Linked DNA regions of Homo sapiens: region 1 is linked to region 2. A link is a contact called in ENCODE Hi-C or POLR2A ChIA-PET data. All regions are on one chromosome and are shown on one strand. Each heading gives the region's core, a stretch centred on a gene start or an enhancer-like site at or near the end of the contact. The rest is flanking DNA. Distances are from core to core; before and after follow the strand shown.

Evidence for each region. A loop is a pair of places that touch in the nucleus more often than their neighbours do. ChIA-PET counts read pairs that join two places held with the same protein, here RNA polymerase II (POLR2A).
Region 1: a map of aorta shows a loop between it and region 2 (5-fold over the local background). The contact joins the enhancer-like site here to the promoter of PAK6-AS1 in region 2. A Hi-C loop is called at or near these places in 1 of 168 maps with a recorded cell type or tissue (aorta). POLR2A ChIA-PET finds 5 or more read pairs at or near these places in 6 of 52 experiments (BJ, H1, PC-3 and 3 more).

What each region holds. Positions count from the first base shown.
Region 1 is chr15:40,310,072-40,315,011 of GRCh38, forward strand. LOC112268152 (a long non-coding RNA gene) reads right to left here. Exons shown (of 3, transcript XR_002957721.2): 3 at 1-711. It also overlaps the pseudogene RPLP0P10. Among named protein-coding and RNA genes, the nearest start is that of PLCB2, 4.6 kb to the left of the region's middle. RefSeq lists a silencer at 1-197. Within about 2 kb of position 3,645, at least 5 of the 41 ENCODE cell types and tissues checked have a DNase peak (open chromatin) inside an H3K27ac peak, as active enhancers do.
Region 2 is chr15:40,250,496-40,254,942 of GRCh38, forward strand. It overlaps PAK6-AS1 (PAK6 antisense RNA 1), which reads right to left and starts at 2,464. Exons shown (of 2, transcript NR_168270.1): 1 at 2,163-2,464; 2 at 169-2,044. BUB1B-PAK6 (BUB1B-PAK6 readthrough) reads left to right here. Exons shown (of 10, transcript NM_001128629.3): 2 at 2,683-2,794. PAK6 (p21 (RAC1) activated kinase 6) reads left to right here. Exons shown (of 11, transcript NM_001395430.1): 3 at 2,683-2,794. RefSeq lists a silencer at 2,446-2,535.

The sequences.
Region 1 (4,940 bases), core at 2,395-4,894, 61 kb after region 2:
AGAAAATCAGGGTAGTTACATGAATGCCCCGTTTGGGAAATGTGGCCTTGGGCTCCTGGGCTGAGCTGGGTAGAGGGCAACCCTGCAGTGGGCCAGTCTCACCCCTCCAGGGTGGGCAGTGGAAGGGCAAGGATGCCCCCTGCTGGGTGCACTCAAAGCATGCATGTCCTGGAAGTTGCGGTTGGGTCTGTCATTTGTGACCCACGGGAACACCTATGCCAGAGAGTTTGGCAAGTGGGAGCCTTGGGCCATAGAATGTGGTAAGAACTTATATTCAACCAAATGTTGCCTCCCACAAGGGACATGCTTGTGACCTGGACCCCAGCACATATGTCCCAAGTTCATTTGTTCACTTGCCAGTGCTATGTGGGAGCCCCATGCATTGGTTTCCCAGTTTGCTCATCAGAGAAGTTTAATGGCAGAAGTTGAACTCAGACCTTCAGGTGCCACAGCTGCCAGCCAAATAAGAGGATCAGACTAGGTCGGTTTCTTATCTGATGCCATGATGGTTGAAGCAGTGGGTTTCAGGAGTGTGGAACCCTGTTGTCCATCTTGGTCAAGGGCTGGCCCTCTTTTGGAGGGAAGATGGCTCTTATGGTGTCTGTTTCCCAGTCTGGCAAAGGGAGCCACACTCACCACTCTAGGAACCCAGCCACTTACTAGCTGGTTTATCTTGTGATACTTAACCTTCTTGGGCCTCAGCCTTCTCACCTGTAAAATGGGGATAATAATGCCTCATGGGGATGTTGCAAGGATTAAAGAATATAATGAATGGTACTTAATACAGTGCCTACACATGAGCTCAATAATACTATCATTATCATTATGAGTTATCATTGTTATTTTATTATTACTTATTAGCAGACACTGACAGGAAAAATGGCAGTTTCTTATTCCTTCTTCAACAGTTCTTTCTACAAACGTCTTCACTGACTTTCTCTTTGGATTTTTCTTCCAGCAGTTCGTGTGGATCAGGGGCTGTACCCACCTTTGCAGGGCAGACTGAGTTAGGGTTGCTCCTGTCTGTGGACTTGAAGCAAGCTGTTCCCAAGCGGCCTGAACTCATGAAGTGATGAGCACAAGGGCTCCAATCATGGGCAAGTGCCAGCCTCCCACCAGCTTCATGCCACCACAGCCCCCCAGCTGATGAGGCACAGATGAGAGTGCTGAGCTGCCCAGCTGTGTGTCCCTCTGTGGCCCCAGCTTCAGCCACCCTCTGTGTACTGAGAGCTAAGCAGAAGTGGAGGCATGGGCAAGGCTGGGTAGCCAACACTGATCCCTTAGGGAGGAGAGAGGCAATCAAGTTTCCTGTAGATGCCCAGGAGGAAGATGTTGCTTGTCTTCCCATTCCAAGCCCCTCTATAACCCGACAAGGAACCATCTGGGACTTAGAAGTGGAAAACAAACTGGGCATGGTGGCTCACGCCTGTAATCCCAGCACTTTGGGAGGCCGAGGCGGGTGGGTCACGAAGTCAGGAGCTCAAGATCAGCCTGACCATCATGGTGAAACCCCGTCTCTACCAAAAATACAAAAATGAGCCAGACATGGTGGCACACACCTGTAATCCCAATTACTCAGGTGGCTAAGGCAGGAGAATAGCTGGAACTGGGAGGCAGAGGTTGCAGTGAGCCAAGTTCACACCATTGCCTCCAGCCTGGGTGACAGAACGAGACTCCATCTCAAAAAAAAAAAAGTGGAAAACAATCAGTCCATGTATGTTTCTCTTTGAAGTGCTATTTTGGATCAAATTTACCTGTGTCCATCTTCAAGAAACCCAGAGTTTAGTCCCCACTGGAGCAAAGGTTTGTTCTGTGATCTTAGCAAGTTACCTGAGCCCTTGAATCTGTCAAACTTTTGATCATTTCTAAGAATCCTTCCAGCTCTAAAAATCTCTTTCCACTTGGAAGGGCCAATCTTGTCACTTTTCTCTCTTGCCTTTCCTCTGAGAGACAACAAACCTAGAGATGAGAGCTGTAGGTGGCAGGAGAGGCTTAGCTCTCATCCCAGTGTGACATTCTTGGGCACAATCACTCCTCTGCCTCTGTCAATCCCTCTGTGAAATGGGCCAGTTTTAATAAGTGTGATAGAAATAAATTATATGATGTCCTCCTCTAGGTGGGCACGGTGCATTGCATATAGGGAAGGTCATCAGTATTGATCAATTGCTTCTGTTCTTACTCCTGTCCTGGTCCAACCTTTTTTTTTTTTTTTAGAAGTTAAGCCTTTATTTCCTTGTTTTGTAAATAAAGCTGGCTGAGTTGGTTGTTTTTTGATGATTAGTCAAAGAGACCAAATCCCATATCCTCACCCAGCTCCTCCACCTCTTCCTTGGCTTCAACCTTAGCTGGGGCTGCAGCAGCGGGAGCAGCCGTGGTGGCAACAGCCACAGAGGCAATAGCCACAAATGCAGATGGATCAGCCAAGAAGGCCTTGACCTTTCCAGCAAGTGGGAAGGTATAATCAGTCTCCACAGAGCCAGGGCTCATTTGTACCCACTGATGATAGAATGGGGTACTGATGCAACAGGTGGGTAGCCAGTCTGCAGACAGACACTGGCAACATCGCGGACAACCTTCAGGAAGCAAGAAGGAAGTTTCCTCTGTGATGTCAAGCACTTCAGGGTTGTAGATGCTGCCATTGTCAGATGCCTGCTGGATGACCAGCGCAAAGGAGGAGGGAGAAATGCTCGGCGTGTTCAGCAGCGTGGCTTTGTTGGCTCCCACTTTGTCTCCAGTCTTGATCAGCTGCACATCACTCAGGATTTCAATGGTGCCCCTGGAGATTTTAGTGGTGATTCCTAAAGCCTGGAAAAAGGAGGTTTTCTCTGGCCCCAGACCAGTGTTCTGGGCTGGCACAGTGACTTCACATGGGGCAATGGGACCAGCACAGGTGGCAGCTGGCACCTTACTAGCCAGCAACATGTCCTTGATTTCAGTGAGGTCCTCCTTGGTGAATGCAAAGCCCACATTCCCCCAGATATGAGGCAGCAGTTTCTCCAGAGCTGGGTTGTTTTCCAGGTGCCCTCAGATGGCCGTGAGCATCATGGTGTTCTTGTCCATCAGCACCACGGCCTTCTCTCAGAGGGACATGCAGATCTGCTGCGTCTGCTTGGAGCCCACATTGCTGCTCCCACGATGAAACATTTTGGATAATCATCCAAAAGCTGGATGATCTTGAAGTAGTTGGACTTCCAGGTCATCCTGTCTTCCCTGGGCATCACGGCAGTGCATCAGGGATTGCCACGCAGGGTTTAAAGACAATGTCACTTTCACGAGGATGCCAAGAGAGAGTTTTTTTTTTTTTTTTTTTTTTTAATATACGATGTAATCTCACCCTGTTGCCCAGGCTGGTCTTGAACTCCTGGGCTCAAGCAATCCTCCCACCTCACCCTCTCCAGTAGCTGGGATTATGGGCATGTACCACCAAACTTGGCATCTGATCCACCTTTTTATCAGGACCTGGGCAAAGCCACAGAGAACAAGCCCCTCAACTTTGCGAATAGCAAGGAGCCAGCGAAGACAGGAATATGTTGGAAGACAGACTCAGGATCCAAAAACATTCTAACCTATTGGAGCACTGGCCTAAACCTCCCAAGGTGAAATGAACAGGGCTTAACTGAGAGATCTGGGCTTGGTGCCAAGACACCGACTGTACAAGGACAGGGTGGGGAAGTGGCAGCTTAGCAGAAGCATGTGTGAATAAAACTGAGGGTTTTCGCTGACAGCCAGCTCCATCTGAGTCAAATGACAGAGCTGCCAATAAAAACGGGCAGACTCAGGCTGCCGAACTGAAGTCGGGTACTGAGCCCTGTGGTTCTCCATCTTGATATCACACCAGAACCACCTGCAAAGCTCTGGTAACACTGCATATTCCTTGCTGTACCAAGACCCTCTGAATCGTGATCTGGGATGAGATGAGAGAGGGAAAGGAAGGTGAGGAGTTTGCATTTCTTTTATTTTTTTTTAGAGACAGGTTTCACTCTGCTACCCAGGCTGGTCTCAAGCTCATGGGCTCAAGCAATCCTCGTGCCTTGGCCTCCCAAAGTGTTGGGATTATAGGCATGAGTCACTGCGCCCAGCCAGGAGTTTGAGTTTCTAAAGAGTATCCCCCCTCATTCCAAGATGCATCCAGGGCTTTTGAACCAAGGAACAATCAGTCCCATTCTCATTCTCAGCACAACAGACCACACCCAAAATACTTGAGGAATTCAGTTTAGGTTGCTTTGTTGCAGGGAAGGTCATAAGTTGAAGGATATTTGGTGGAAAGCAGCCAGGATGCAGGCAACACTCTGAAGAGAACCACTTTATAGAAGACACAGGTGGCCAGGAGGCCCAACTTCACATGGATGAGTCTTGTTCTCTGAGGTCCCAAAAGTTAGAATCTAGGCCAGGTGCGGTGGCTCACGCCTGTAATCTCAGCACTTTGGGGGGCTGAGGGGGGCAGACCATCTGAGGCCAGGAGCTCAAGTCCCACCTGGCCAACATGGTGAAACCCCATCTCTACTAAAAATATAAAAATTAGCCAGGCGCAGTGGCACATGCCTGTAGTCCCAGCTACTCAGGAGGCTGAGTCAGGAGAATTGCTTGAACCCGGGAGGCGGAGGTTGCAGTGACCCAAGATTGTGCCACTGCACTTCAGCCTGTGCGACAGAGCGAGACTCTCTCTCAAAAAAAATTTAAGTACATATTTTTTTAAAGTTAGAATCTTAGGAGACTGTCTTAGGTCAGGTTTCTCAGGAAACATGCCGAGATAGAGATTTTCTTGTAGGAAGTTTATTGGGGGTGCTTTCAGAGATAACATCTGTGAACTAGTGAAAGAATCAGAATCAAGCCAGAGGAAGAAATTGGTGAACAATGCAGTCACAATACAGAATGCTTCCACAGGAAGCCCTGGGGTTGAGCTGGCCCCGTAGAGTTAGCCCCAACTTGGATAAGAGGGC
Region 2 (4,447 bases), core at 1,214-3,713:
ACTTGACCTTCTGCCTCTCTCAAGGCCCCAAACCCACTGTAGCTCCCAAGGGGTGGGAGGAACCCAGGGTTTCCTAGAGTTATTCTCTATAGGGTGAGGATGGGACTTGGCTAGTCGCCATTCTAGGGTACCTAAGCCTGGATTCAAACCAAATTGAATACCAGTTCATTTCTGGTAATAATCTAACATTCATACTTTATTGTAGTTCTGTTCAAAAGTACTGCTTGGAGCTGTGATTTGGGTATATAAGGCATTTGTAGTCAAAGAAAATAATTCACATATGCATTCATGAATCAGTAAAAATAATTTAGGGTGTCGATTCTAGGTTAGACAATATAATGCTTTCATTCTAGCTTTGGTTCATGGTTCATTTCAAATCCTCAGCAACCAATCTCTGCCACCTCCACGCAGCACATTCTGCTTCTGCAGCCAGCATTCGACCAGTGTACCCATGTCCTTGGGTAACGAATCTGTGGGGGGAGCCATTCTGGTATCACCTGGTCCCCCTCCCACTGCCCCCTCATCCAAGGCCTAGCAGTCAGCTTCCTGGGTGACCACAGGAGGTCAGAGTTTGTCTAAGCGGGTCAGGCCTACAGTATTGTCCACTCAGAGGAAAGAGAAAGAATCCGCGTGGGAAAGACACAAAGAGGAGGAGGAGGAGGCGACAGAGTAAGGGGAGGAGAACAGAAACTAAATATAAATATGTGTTGGGGATGTTGGGGATGGCAGCAGGGTATGGTTAGCTGGCTGGCTCCCACACCACTGTCCCACAGCACAGAGGGCCAGCATCTGCACCTGGCACCATGCTTTCCCTAGGAAAGCCGAGGGCATTGGGCTTGTGGTGCAGCCACACAGGGTACAGACCTGTTTGGGACTGTCAGGTTCCCACGGGTTGCCTGAGCTCTATTAGGTGGGCGCCTTAGAGTAAATTGTGTGAAACCAATACAGCCTATAATGCAAAAGATTGAGCCGTGAGTAGATTGATGCGTCTAAAGAATCAGTGAACAAAAATAAGTGGCCATAGTGACCTCAGTTAATCATTGAAGTCTGAGGTGCCCAACAATGATTTTTAAAATCCCTGCACTGTCCTTGGTCCCCGCTCTGTGACACTGGCAGTCACCCAGCCACCACTTGACGGCAGCCATTTGGAGTCCACATGTACTGAGTTTCCAAGCCAGAACTTCCTCAGCACTCAGCCAGAACACAGCCTTTCTCTGGGGGCCCAAGACAAGGAGAGCAAAGGTCTTCTCACTTCTTTATCTGGGGAAGAGATGAGTGATTCCTGTCCCTTCCCCCAGTATAGAAAACACCCTGTACCCCAAAAGAAACATGGCACAGGGGCAGCCAGGAGTGAGCCCCTTGGAATGGCCATTCTGATCTTAGGCAGGGACTGCTGAGGACAAGCAGAGGATGCCGACTCTGGGACAAAATCACAGGCGGAGGGGCTCCGAAACAGGCCCTAGCCGCTCTGGGGGTGCGGGTCTCCTGCCCTAGGACTCTCAGGCTAGAAAGTCCTCAGGACTCAGGACTGCGCAAGGGCTGACAAGGGAACTGGAATCCCTTAAATCCCGCTTTCCTGCCTGCGCAAGGGGCTACCCCAGCACAGTCTTGGGGCCCTGTCCACATGGGACAGATCATCCAAGGTGACAGGTTTTCCGACTCCCGCGTGGGCTCTCCAGGATGTGTGGGTGGGCACACGCGGCCCGCTCAGGTCCGGGAGAGTCGGCCCGCGGCTCTGGAGCGTGCATCTGCGATGCCAGTGAACGAGGTGATTACACACAGCCGGCGCTCAGCTGATTCTCCAGGTCGGGTCTCCGCGAGGCGGCCACTGGGCCGTGGAGCCGCAGGCAGGTCCCCGCGGCTGTGGCCAGGCCAGGGCCCGGAGGCGAAGGGCGGGCGGGAACTGGGGCCAAGCAGGTGGAGAGAAAGAGTTGAGCAGCACGGCGCCCCTCGGGCAGAGGGGCTCCTGGCCAAGGCCCCAGCGACACTTGGCAACTTCTCCCGCGCTCTGGGTTCGCCGCCGCGTCCTACCTGAGGCCACACCCTGAAATCAAAATCGCGGTCAGGTGAAGCCGGCGCTGCACCAACGTGTAAGCGCGGCCCCTCCTCGGCGTTCCCGCGCCGAGGTCCCTCCCGCGGAGGGCGGGCCCGGCTCCCACGACCTCTTCGAGCGTTCCTGGGCTTCCCGCTCCGCAGGTGGGTTCCCCGGCTGCCCCGGAGGTTCGCGGCGAGAGGACGGGCCTCCCAACACGCGCAGCCCCCTTCCTGGGTGCCCATGCCCCGAAGTTCGGGACCAGCCGGCGCCAGGCGAGGGGCCTTGGGCGCAGGCATCTGGAGCTCCGCGTCCCTGGAGCGGGACCTCCCTCCGCGGGCGCCCGCCCGGCGCGGGGCATTCGCGTCCCCGAGAGGGCGCAGCAGTGGGGCCTGCGAGCTGGGGCCGGGTGGCCGCGCCGGGTCGGAGTGTGGCTGGAGAGGGGCCGCCCCGGAAGCGGTGCTGCGCCCAACGTCCCCTTCTCCCCGTAAGCCCCGCAAGGAGCCTGCCGCCTCTTGCACCTGAGCCAGGAGTTCAGTCGGGAGGCGGGCGCGGAGCGGTTCCCAGCGCCTGGACGTCAGCCAGTCGCAACACCCGCGGGAACACTTGCTACATTTGCCATAATGCATTTCTGATCTGTTTCCGCGCAGGCCTGCGGAGGACTGGCCCAGCAAGGTCCCAGGTCTTCCCTCTCCTCAGCGCCTAAGAGAGAGGCCCAGTGCGGGTGAGGAGTCGCGAGGAAGAGGCGGAAGGCGCCGGAAGGTGAGTGAGCGAGCGGCCCCCGGCCCTAGAGCCTTCTGCACCCATTTTGAAGAGCAGGCAGGGAGGGACAGTGGGCAGGCAGGTGGCCCTCCTGGGCTGGCTCCTTCCTGGTACTGCTAGGCAGCGGAGGTGGTCCCTTCCAGGTGCCGTCTCTCGATCCTTAGTGGGTGCATGTTAAGTCACTTACACCACTTTGCCCCATGGCCCCACGGTAGGCTGGTAGACGTCAAGACCTCAAATGGCCCGCCCTGCCCCCGGGCCCATCTTCAGGTCTGATGCCTGTCCTGGGTGAGGGTGTCACCGCGGCAGAGTGCAGGGAATTCATGCCGGGGAAGAGGTTCCCAAACAGGAAGGGTGGTGGCAGGCCCAGTGGCTGTGCAGGGCAGGGTGGGAGGCAGCCGTGGGAGACTCCCGCAGGAGTTACAGGTGAAGCTGCCGCTCCACACATCCCAGCCCACCGCTCATTCCCCAGATCTCCAGACCTGCTCAGGTGGCATCCGATCTGGAGTGTAGGTGCTGCTGGGAGCACTGGAGGCTAAGCCATGAAGAGCTCCCAGGGTGTAGGTTGCGTTTTCTGTATCTTGCCCCATTCTGGTGGTTTTTTGGGGGCTTTTCTGACTTGTTTTTCTGGGTGAAGGGGGCAGAGGGGCTCAGGTCTGTGTCCATGCTCGTTTTTGGTGGCCGGTGTGGCATAGGTTGCCGCATTGGATAAGAAAACGCCTGGTTCCATGCAAGGTGAGGTTCAGCCTGCAGTGCCATGAATTCTCCTCCATAGTATATAGGACAGTGGCCGAAGACACATTTGGAACCGAAGAGAGTGGGGTTTGAATCTATCCAGACTTTGCCTTTGACTCCTTAGACAAGTTGCTTCACTTCTCTACAAACTTATAAATGGCCTCATCTGTAAAATGGGAATGCGAATGCCTTCCTCCTCATTAGGCGGTTGTGGGGAGTAACTGCCTCATCAGCCTCCAGCTGCTATGTTGGGAAGGGCTAAGCCACTCCAAGTTCTCCCATCCTGGAGAGCTTTGAGGGCAGTCTGGCTGTTTGGCAAGCTATTGTCAGAGGGTATTAGAGCAAAGCAATAGGAATAAAGTAAAGGTAGGGGTCCTTGGAGGGCGAGTAGTGAGAGACCCTAATTCAGGGTCTCTGGACCTCGTGGTGACCCAGGGAAGGGGCCATTCCTGGAAGAGGATCTGGCTTGGGCATCAGAAACAGCAGCGCCCCCTGCACATCACACATGTTCATGTGTTCATGGGTGACCCTGGAACCTCAACTGTTGCCTGGGATAGAGGGAGCCTCTGGCTTGAGCTTCCAGTCCCATCTCTGTTCTGCATAGCTGTGTGATCCAGAGCAGGTCACTTGACTTCTCTGGGCACTGGGCATTGTGGATGAGCCTGGAGTTTGGAGTCGGAGAGATCTGACTTTGAATCCCAGCTCCACACTTACTGTCTTGGACAATTACTTCTCTCTGAGCCTCAGTTTCTTCATCTGTAAAACAGAGCTCGCAGTAGCTACAATTAGCCATTAGATGTACTAATAAAAAGCACCTAGCACAGTCTATCCATGTGGTGGGCACTTTATAAGCATACCTTTCTTTTCTTGCCTCCTCCTTCTCTCTCCAGCTCCCTGCTGTCTTTAAAATGGGCCCAG